Linked DNA regions of Mus musculus: region 1 is linked to region 2. Evidence: chromatin contacts called from ENCODE POLR2A ChIA-PET data. All regions are on one chromosome and are shown on one strand. The core of a region is the stretch at or near the end of the contact, and the rest is flanking DNA. Distances in the headings are between cores, read along the strand shown. Region 1 holds the start of Eftud2 (elongation factor Tu GTP binding domain containing 2). Region 2 overlaps Adam11 (a disintegrin and metallopeptidase domain 11).

What was found. ChIA-PET counts read pairs that join two places held with the same protein, here RNA polymerase II (POLR2A).
Region 1: POLR2A ChIA-PET joins it to region 2 with 34 read pairs in Patski. The contact joins the promoter of Eftud2 here to the enhancer-like site in region 2. POLR2A ChIA-PET finds 5 or more read pairs at or near these places in 3 of 5 experiments (Patski and embryonic stem cell).

Annotation. Positions count from the first base shown.
Region 1 is chr11:102,877,107-102,882,237 of GRCm38, reverse strand. Eftud2 (elongation factor Tu GTP binding domain containing 2) reads left to right here and starts at 1,263. Exons shown (of 28, transcript NM_011431.3): 1 at 1,263-1,343; 2 at 4,520-4,628. The coding sequence starts at 4,524. It overlaps Ccdc103 (coiled-coil domain containing 103), which reads right to left and starts at 1,014. Exons shown (of 5, transcript NM_028492.3): 1 at 923-1,014.
Region 2 is chr11:102,770,320-102,775,686 of GRCm38, reverse strand. Adam11 (a disintegrin and metallopeptidase domain 11) reads right to left here. Exons shown (of 27, transcript NM_009613.3): 5 at 4,367-4,452; 6 at 4,177-4,252; 7 at 3,706-3,772; 8 at 3,575-3,642; 9 at 3,158-3,232; 10 at 3,004-3,075; 11 at 2,686-2,852; 12 at 2,209-2,293; 13 at 2,020-2,110; 14 at 1,861-1,912; 15 at 1,322-1,421; 16 at 1,174-1,245; 17 at 963-1,055; 18 at 576-656; 1 more. Among named protein-coding and RNA genes, the nearest start is that of Adam11, 12 kb to the right of the region's middle. Within about 2 kb of position 1,257, at least 2 of the 3 ENCODE cell types and tissues checked have a DNase peak (open chromatin) inside an H3K27ac peak, as active enhancers do.

The sequences.
Region 1 (5,131 bases), core at 14-2,513, 110 kb before region 2:
AAATGCCTTGGGTTTGATCCCCAGCAAAACACAAAACCACAACACACACACACACCTATTAATTCAGGTGTTTCATCTGAGGAGGCAATTTGGAGTTCAGATTTCTGACTCTTCATTCTTTCACATAGGATTTCTCTATATCAGTTTATTACCATAAAGGAACAGAGCGGGGGAGGGGGGGAGAGGGGAGGACAGACACAGATACAGAGAGAGACAGAGAGGTTTCTTTTATTATCTACTCCAGCTCAAGGACAAAATTTCACACTTCACTAAATGTCTTTAATGAAGAAAAAAAAATCACCTCAACCAAAAGCAATGACAAAGCAGGAAGTTGAGAAGTGTCAGAAGGAGAAAACTCAGTAGCCTCCATCCCCAAATCCCTGAGCAGCACAGAGCGGCAGGCAAATGTGTGCTGTGTGGGCATTATCTCCAGTCCTACCACTGAAGTCCTGCCGCCTCCCGGTATGTGTCTGATGGGGCTGTTTTCATAGGAAGCTATGTGTTCCGGTCTGGCTTCTGACATTTACTTATGATACCTCTTTCCACCTCAGAATCCTGGTGAGCTGGAGCCATAGTTCACTCATGATCAGCCCTAGGGCAGGAAATGAGCTGGTCCGCAAGCAAATCCACAGCCATCCCAACCATGATGGGAAATGGAACGCCGAGAAGTGGGCTGTGTTACTCAGCCAACAATTGTACTCAAGAGTCTCATACCCTAAGCAATATTTTGGGGGGTGAGGAGATCTCGCTGTGCCTAGTTTGCTCTCTCCAAAACTTCTGAGCTCATCATGATCTAGGCTCAGCCTCTAAGCAATAGAGACGATAGACTCTCGCTACCCGACCCATTTCTCTGTCGAGTTCTAAGCCTTCTCCAATTATAGAATGACTAGAGCAATCCCCTTTACTGTCCCTAAACCCTCACCCAGTCTTGGACTCCCTGCTTTCTCTCGAGAAACCCCGGATCTGGTAGAACACCTTAGTGCATCGCCCTCGCAACAGAGATTGTTGCCTAGCAACGGCGCCACCAGTCTGCCCACGTGACCGGCCCGAAGGCCCTCCTTTCAGGCTGTCCTAAGGCGCCTGATCAGAATCCTCCGGCCTTGCTTTTTTTGTGGAGAAGTCCACGCTTCGTTTTGAGGACCAACAAGTTGGCCTTTCCCATTTCTGTCTCCGGGGCCAGAATTTCTCGAAGCTGTTCCTTAGGCAGAGCTGTCCTCCGAGGCGAGGCGGTCCGGCGACGCGCTCGGGGTCCTTCCTAGCGCCGGGCGCCGGCGTTGTCGCGGCGTGCGGCGGAAGCGCGGGCTCAGGCGGCGGACCGGGGCACTCGGCTGAGCATTCGGCGGGTGAGCTGGCCGGGAAGGGTCCTTTCGGGGCTTGGGGAACGAGCGAAACATGAGCTTGGGAAGAGGCGATTTATATAGTACTTATCCCTTTCGCTTAACGAACGCGTAAATTGAATTCTGGCGTGGGAAAGAGAATGAAAGACCCCAACGCACGCACACACCGTCGATTCCGGGGTTTCCGCGGTCCCCAACGTGGTTAAGATCCTGTCCCTTAGTAGAGGTGGCGCTGTAAAGACCCAGGCCCCTGCCACTCCCCCTTCCATCGGTGCCTGCTTCACCGCCAGACTGTCTCCATCTTCAAACTATTCTGCATCCGAGCTGACTGTGATGGCGAGTGCCTAATTTTTGCGCTCTGGAGATGCAGACAGAAATATTGGTGCAGGTTCAAGGCTAAGTAGCGGGTCTGGTTCAAAAAGCCAAAACCAGAAAAGATTCCAGCATTCCTTTGAGATTCTGCGTTGCAGTGGGAAGATGCAGTTTTGGTTATTTAGAGTAGCTTTACTTAAACTAAGCATATCACTAATTCACTCCCCTACCCAAAGCCACCCTCGAAAAACAAAACTAGCAAAACGTATTGAGGGCCTATTTTGTCCCAGGCACTGTTGTCGTTTTGCTCCTATTTTATTATTAACATTTATCAGTAGCGGGCACACACACATGTTCCCTAAGTACTACTCAGGCATAACCTTGACTTTACTTAGGCGAGGGGTGTAACTCGGTGGAGAAGTGTTTAGTAGAGTGTGAGGCCCAGGATTCGATCTTAAGCACCCAGCCACACACTAAGAGATTAGTGTAAGGGTGGCCTGGCAAGTATATGTGGAGTGACAAATAGGTGACATTAAAGGAAAAGGGTGAGTTAAATGAATTAAGAAGGTATACATAGCCAGAGGACAATGGGAATGACAATTATCCTGGGGGCAGAGATGAGTTTGGCTTGTTCAGTAAACAACCTTCTTTAAAAATTTGTGATGGTAATCTTGGGAGAAGACAATGAACATAATTGTGGTTGCCTCTTAGAAATAAAAACAGTAGGTATACTGTAAGAAATACCAGAATTTCAGAACAAAACATTCCACTCCCTTAGCTTTACTGAGTGTCTTTTTGTGCAAGGTGCTGTCAGGGGCATTGGTGCGTGAACACAAAGGAGCATGGGGATTCACGTGCTCAAGAAGGTCAAGTTTTGTTATGACCAACATTTGTTACTTGTTGCTTTTTGAGACAGGGTCTCTCAGGATGTATGTAGGATCATGGGTATAAGATCCTATGCTTGGATAATCACACTGTGTGTGTTTCTGTGTGTGTGTGTGTGTTTCTGTGTAGTAAGTGAGGATCAGATGTGCTGTGGCTTGCAGGTGGAGGTCAGAGGACAGCTTCAGGGTTTGGTCCTATCTCCTCCTTACTGCCAATACCAGGCTAGCTGGCTCTGAGCTTCAGAGAATCTCTGCCTCCCATTTCCTGTTGGCCGTCTAGGATCACAGACACTCACACTACCCTATGTAGCTTTTCAGTGGGTTTCCAGGACTGAACTCAGGTTATCAGGCTGCACAGCTAGGTACTTACTCATTGCCTTTATAAGGTTTTAGGCAATAATAAATCACTCTAAGGAGGTAAACTAACTTCTGTGAGTTACGTCATCCTTAGAAATGAGGCCAAGATAGGATGGATCGAGGTCTTTAACCCCAGGGGCCTGATGCTTTTTCCCCTGCTCTGGTTTGTGTTGCTCGCAAACCGTAGAATTGTTTTTTAGAATAACAACAGTTGCCTAGCATTTGGGACAGAAGATACTGACGAGAGTGAGAGGCTGAGGGGCTGGGAAGGCTGGTAGGGTGAGATCTAAACTGTTCTTTTGAACAGAATATTCAGTCGTTGAAGTGGGGGGAAATCTGCTGATGTTGCAGACAATTGTAAGGTAGCGTGTGGTTGATGAGATTCGAACCTGGGTCCTTTAAAAGAGCAGTGAGAACAATGAGTTCTTACCCATCACTAAGGGACAAGCATGTCCGCTGTCACCATAATTAAGGGTCAAAGTTAGAATCATCAGTGAGGACAAGTTGGAATCGTGTACCTCTCAGAGCAGAGGCAAAGCCACACGAAGGGAGATTCTTCAAAAGCCTTGGTTTGTAATCTGGAAAAGTGTCACGTGAAAGTCAAGTACGATCCTAGTTTGTGTCCTTAGCAGTGTCGTTTGTGACTGGAACAGTTTCTCAAACTTGGTGGAGCCTGTGGATTAGGTAGTATAACCTGCTGGTATTCATTTTTATTTTGATGATTGCATTGTGATATTTTGAGAATACTATTTTTTTTTTTTTAAGTGAGATGCTGGAAAGAGAGTTTAGCATTTCAGAGTACCTGCTAGGCAACCATGAAGACTTGGAGTTAGATCCTACCTAGAACTCACATGACAATCCTCATGTTCCTAAATGATCCAATGCATAAAATTACACACACACACACACACACACACACACACAGTTTAATTGATTAAATAAATACAGAAAGGGAATAGGTGGACTAGGCATTACTTGTACACCTGTTATGTGGGGGGGGGGGGCAGAGGCAGAGGATCTTGAGTTGAAGGCCAGGTTGGGATAACAGTGAGAACCTATTTTAAATGTAAAAATAAAGCCAGATGGGACTGGAAAGATGTCTCAGTGGTTACGACCACTGACTGCTCTTTCAAAGGACCCAGGTTCAACTCTCATCATCCACATGTTAGCTTACATCTGTCTGCAATTCCAGTTCCTGGGGATCTGGCTTGTATGGGCAATGTGTGCCTATGTGTATGGTACCCAGATATACATGCAGGCAAAACACCCATACAGAGAAAATAAAAATAGATAAATAAAATGTTTAAATAAAGCTAGGCCTGGGCCTATGTTTGTAACCCCACCACTTTGGAGGCTAAGGCAGGAGGATCAGAAATTTAAGACCAGCATGAACTACATAGAGTTTGAGGCAACAAAGAATGTCCCTAATAAAAGAGTGTGGGCTATAAGAAGATAGAATGAACCAGGGCAGAGAAGTAGAGAAAGGTCTGCGTTCTGGGGACACTATTCAGTAGCCTGGTCAGTCACTCAGCCCAGTCACCACCTGCCTACGTGGTAGGAAAGGTAAGGGTGTGTGGTGCAGGCTTTCATTACTTGCCAGTCCCTAACTCTTCTCTCCTTGAATTTTAGCATCATGGATACTGACTTGTATGATGAGTTTGGGAATTATATTGGACCAGAGCTTGATTCTGATGAAGATGATGATGAACTGGGAAGAGAGACAAAAGATCTTGATGAGGTAAAACACACACTGTTTTCTTTCTTTATCCCTCCCGTTACAGACAACATTCCCACAATGACCTGCACGCATCTCTAATTTTCCCTGGGTAGTGGGGGTGGATTTCAAGACAGGCACAGACTGTGTCCTGGCTCTCCTAGAACTCACATAGACCAGCCTGCCTCTGCCTGCAACTTTCGGGACTAATGGCTTGGCTACTGTTGGATTGTTTATATGACTTGTATTGGGACTTTATATTGGCTCCTAAAGTTTAAAAGTGGCTGTAAGGGTTTCATTCATGAGTTGGGTTTGATCTGCGCTCTAGTAATGGTTCTGTAATAGCTCTTTGAGTTCCTGGTTGTATCTTTTGACAAAAAGGAATGACCCCTATTCATCATGGGGAGACAACTGTGTTAGCATGTCTGCACTTGGAACTCCTTCCTAAGCCCCGATTTTAAAAGAGGCATATGAAGGGGTGGGGGGCAGTTCCTGTTGCTCCAGTTTAGGAGTGGGAGATAATGTCC
Region 2 (5,367 bases), core at 8-2,507:
AGTAGTAACCGTCCAGCTTGTGAAGGTTAGGGGGACACTGGAGAGAGAGAGAGAGAGAGAGAGGCTGGCTGAGCAGGGTAGCCCAGAGCTGAGCTGAGGTTCGGGGTGTGTGTGGGGGGGGGTGGGGGGAGAATGCAAGGAACCAAAAGCTACCCCAAAGGGGCCACATGTCACATGGCTCTTCCACACGAAAGATGGGGGCCTGTTTGGCTCTGTGGATTTGACTGGTAAGTCTCCTAGCTTTTCCAAGCTTCCCCAGTTTCTTGCATCCATTACCCCAGAAGCCCTAGTTAACCCATGTTACGATCCACCAGATCCTTAGAATACACTAGACACTGGGCAGGCGGTAGGAATACCAGTGTCACTACAAATGCTTATTTAATGATTGACCGAACAGAGGTAGGTGGCTCGAAAGACCCCTTTCTCAGAGAAGAAAAAGCTGAGGCTGGTCAGCTGCGGCTACCCCACCCGCTAAGCAGAGAGGACACACAGAGTAGTCAACTCTTCAGCGCCAAACTTATAAGGGAGGGGGCTGTCTTGCTTTGAGCTCCCACAGAACAGATGGTTTGGCAGACCTGGCTTGAGTCGCCGGTGCAGGTCTCTGCAATGTCACACTCATTCACCGCTTCTCGGCAGGAGACACCTCGTGGCTCATACTAGGAAAAGCATGCATGTGTTTCTGGGAAGGATAAATATTTCCCCACTGCCCTTCCAGGGTTAATGTGCTGGAACGTGGGTCCCAAGGCCTGATTCTCATTTCCTGTCCCTCTCCACCCTCAGCAGTAAGGGTGACTCTCCCCTCCGGTCCTCAGCTCCTAACTCATTCCCCATTGGCGCTCTCTTCGGGACAAGGCCCGCCCAAACAGACTCAGCTCTTCCCCATTCCCGCCTCTTATCGAGGGCATCCAATCGTTTCTTTGCTTCTTCCCCCGCCCCCCGCCTCCCGCTCGCTAGGTCCTCACCTTGCAGCGGCGACAACAGAGCCCATCGCTGCACATGGCGTCGTGCGTCAAGGTGCATTTTTTGCAGCAGTTGCCCCCTGCTCGGCTGCACTCCTGAGGGTCGCGGGGAGAAGTGGAGAGGCGGGCTAGCCCCTTCCCACTCTGTATTCTCCCTTCCCGGAGCCCATGCGCGCGTCCCGGGCCCAGACGGGAGCCCACCAGGAGCGCTCACCTGCACCGACCCGCAGTCGCACTCCTCTCCCGCCTCCACGAAGCCGTTTCCGCACTCGGGAGGGTCCAGAAGCTGGAGGGAGAGGGGATGTCGGGAGCCTGGCTGGCACCCTGCCCACCCCCCGCTTCCCCGTTCTCCGCGCTAGTACCTTGAGGGGCTTGTTGAACAGGCAGCTCCCGCCTCCCTCCTGCAGAAACTGGTTGTATTCGTCGATGCTGCAGCGCGAGAACTTGCGGGGCAAATAGAACCTAGACGGGCGAGAGGGGAACTGTGTTGCTGGGGACAGCCCTTCCTCGAGAGACTTGGTTACTACTACAAGGAGACCGAAGGACTGCCCTGAGGTTGCACGACAATCAATCCCATACTCCTGTCTAGGAATGGGTGGAGGACGTCGCTTGCGTTCTTTCTCCTGAACCTCGGGACAAAGAGCCCAGTGTCGGAACGCCTGGGAGGGACGGCGCCTCGCACGAGGCTCGAGCGCCTCCCAGTGGCCAGAGTGCGCCCTGCAGTCTGGCAGTTTTTGGTACCCAAGCATCCCTGAGCTATTTACAGATAACCTATATTCTTGGTTATCCTGAGTAGTCCTGTGAGCTAGGTCCTCTTGAAGCCACCCATCTTGACTGTTAGTGCTCCTCGAAGGCCTCTTCTTACCCCAAACCCTTCCCAAAGTCTGTCTCCAAAACTCACCCAGTGTCCTCCATGATGCAGCCCAGCCAAATGTCTGGACACTTGCAGTCCCCTAAGAGGAGATTTAAGAACACATGAGATATAGAGTGGAGAAGCACCCCCACTGGCCCCTTCTTCATTTCTTGAGGCTCTGTGTGGGTCTGGGAGGGTTGTTGGTACCTGCTGAGCTCCGGTGCTTATTCCACATCATGCCCAAGTTCTGCCCTAGCGTCTGGGCCAGGGTCACCGCCATGGCACCCATGTTGCCATACTAGGGATGGGCAAGACAGAGCACAGGATGTCTGCATGCTCCCAACAGTCACTGGGTCTTAGCAAGCCTCTGTCCTGGCTGGGCCTCTGGGTGCTCACCTCGTTCACACCTCCACCCCGGGACAGTGAACAGATGCCTCCCACGTAGGCCGCCCCGCTGCTGGTGCTCTGGAAGGTTCTACCCCTAGAAGGGAGAGAGTGGTCAGGATGATGTCAAAGGAGCAGTGGGTTCCAGACCTTTCTATCAGCCTGGTGGCCTCAGGCCAGCCCTTCCCCTATTTGGGTTCATTCACCCGTAAGCCAAATGGAGGTTTCAGGGCCTTTAATTGGGTTTGTCCATCACTAGGGTACTTCATCACCAAAGAAGGGGTGACGGGCAGCCTGGCAGAGAAAGGCAAAGAGCACATTCCCTGCACAGCCCAAGGTGCAGAGGATACCCAGCTGGTGCATGTGGCTGGAAGCAGGTGGCAGGTGGCAGGTGAGCTCCACCTGCAGGGTCCCCGAAAAGATCGCCTGGCACAGGCGGTAAGAACTAGCAGCCAGCAAAAGCTGGCAGGGTACAGTGTGGGGACTCACGAGAAGAGGTGGGTGGCATCACTGGGCTCAGGCAGACCCTCCCGCCGGTAGACCATAAGCCGGGCCAGGGTCTCCAGTAGGTCATCCTGCACCTGGATCTTGTCCCCATCTGCCCACGTTTCCATGGCAACCAGAACAATTCTTGTGTTGAGCTGTTCCTTGTATATCTGGGCCCAGAGAGAAGATGGGGGAGGGGCTGGAGGGAGGCTGCAATCTATATTTCCAAGAAGTGGGGGGAGGGGGGGGTCAGTGACTGACAATGACTCCTGGATGCCTGCATGTGGGGGAGAGGGAGAGGGGAGTAGGGACGGTGCTTACCACATCTGCCAGGTTCACAACAGATTTTGCAAAGTTGCTGGTGAGGACCACTGACTGCCGCATCTGCTCAAACTGCCGAGAGAAAGGTGGGGTAAGAAGGCAAGGCTCCCCCGGGCCCCTCATCCCAGGGTCCCCCCTTAGCCCGGGAACTTACCAGCTGGTGGTCATTGATTACAATCAACTCCACATACTTGGTCTCGCTGTGCACTGTGGGGTGGCCCCTGCGGACCTGGAGGGCGGGTAGGCACTTGGAATCAGTCCCCTCCATGAGCAAACCATGGGCAGACTTGTGGGGAGGGGGCATTCTCGTCCCCAGTCAGGGATGGTGCCAGCCCCCAACTGGCCAGGAAATACCATCCCTCCCAGCCTGGAAATGAGAGCAGAGGACCCCAAAATGGGGACCTGTGTAGACACCAGTTCTAGGGAGGAGTTGAGGGGACTCTTTCTGGAGATAGTTCCCTGGCCCCTGACCTCATCGCTGTGAGCTCTCCTTTGCCCAGCCATAGGAGGGGATGACCTGCCTTGGACCATCTCTAAGGTCTTGCAGCCCGAGGCTGTGCGGGCCCCGTACCTGCCTTTTCCTTCTTAGCTTGGGCCAGTTGGGGAGAGCAGACTGGGCAGGGACAGCAAACAGGCAGCCTGTGGGGAACAGTAGGTAAGAGGGGCCCGGCCGTCCAGCCCCACCCCCTTCCCCTCTCTTACCTGGCTCCCTGCATCCAAGGGGGGCTGGGAGGAGAGGGGTCCGGTAAATGAGGTGGGGAAGGGGTCCCTGAAATGAGGGGATTTAGTTCTTGGGGAGCCAACCAGATCTGCTCTGAGCCCAGATTGGGGGCAGCTCCTGCCCTTCCCCCACCCCACCCCGGGGATGACCCAGAACTGGCCAGAGCTCCCATGTCGGATCTGATCTCCCAGATGCTCAGATTCCAGGGTCAAGACCTGGGGGCGCCCTGAGAGACAGGGGCAAAGGACACTGGAGCCCAGTGAGAGGTCACTTGGGGGACAGAGGGGACATTGGAGATGGGGGCACAGAAGGTAGGAACCAGAGCTGGAGTCATCCAGGGCAGTGGGGCTGAGGTTACTGGAGGGGCGGGGGAGGAGGTGCCACAGCTGTCGGGGGCAGTCACAGCATGGCCATCAGAAGGAGGGCAGGAAGGCTCTGCTAGCCTTGTTTACCTGTGGGGGTCCCCAGGGCCCAGCTATCTCCTTAGGCTCTACGATGTAAGTCAGGTTGCCATCAGAGAAGACCCCACTGTAGAGAGAGGCACGGTTCGCCACCATGCTGGGCCAGGCACAGGCCCCCACCGCTGCTGAGTGCCCCCCACTCACTCCCCCCCCCCGCTGCCGAATGCCCTCCCCCACTCACTGCAGCCCCTGGCATGTAGAGAGTGCAGCAAAGGACTGTGGGTTGCCCCGGAGTTTCCCATGGTAGTAGCAGTGGTCTCCAGCCCCCTGTGGAGTGGGAAAAGCTGTGAACAGGACACCTTGGTCCAGCATGGAGGCAGCAGGACAGTACAGGGGAGGGACTGAGGTCTCAGGAACACTAGGGCTTTAAGCTGGTTCTGTCACCCGTGAGCAAGCTCTTAACACTTTCTGGGCCAGCTTCATCTGCCCCGTAAAATGAGGACACTAGGCCACAGCAGCAGCTCCTGGCTATTTGTTAGGCTGGTAACAGATCCCAGACTCCTTTGAGACCAACAGCTGGCTCTTACATAGGACCTGCCATACCCCAGGCCCTGTCCTGAGCATGCCACCTACAGTGTGTCATTTAACCAGAACCTGCTGTAGATGCACCCCCCGCCCCTCACACACAAGCTCACAGGCACGTGTGGTCTGCAGCTGGACAACTGTGCGTGGGTTCTCCGGACCTGCTCACAGGTCAGAGGACACCAGCAGCACCCGCCTCTCCCAACCCCGCTTCCTGCAGAATTACTTGTGCTCCAGTTACAGAACAGGCTTGTGGGGGGGGGGGCAAGCTATTTATAGACGCTCATTCATCTTTGTTCAGGCTCCAGGGCCTCCAGGACTGGGACCCTAGTGTGCCAGGCATCTGGGACTCCCAGAACAAGAGGAGACATTTTGGTCTGGAGGTGGTGCTCAGGAGCGGAGCTCTCAGCCTAGGATGTACCCAAAACCCTGAGTATGGTCCCCAGCCCTCCCCAAACAAGGGAGGGGTTGCTATCCCTTCTAAAGCTAAGGGGACATAATAAAGACCCCAAATGCAAGGGGTGGGGCTCAGGGCCCCACACACCCAGTCTGTCCTTCCTAACTGCAGGCCCTTCAAGGCGGGGAGGGGTGGGGACTTTCCAGACACCTGACCATGCTGAGTGTAGCCTTGATACCCCTTCGCCAGCCATCCGTCTCTCC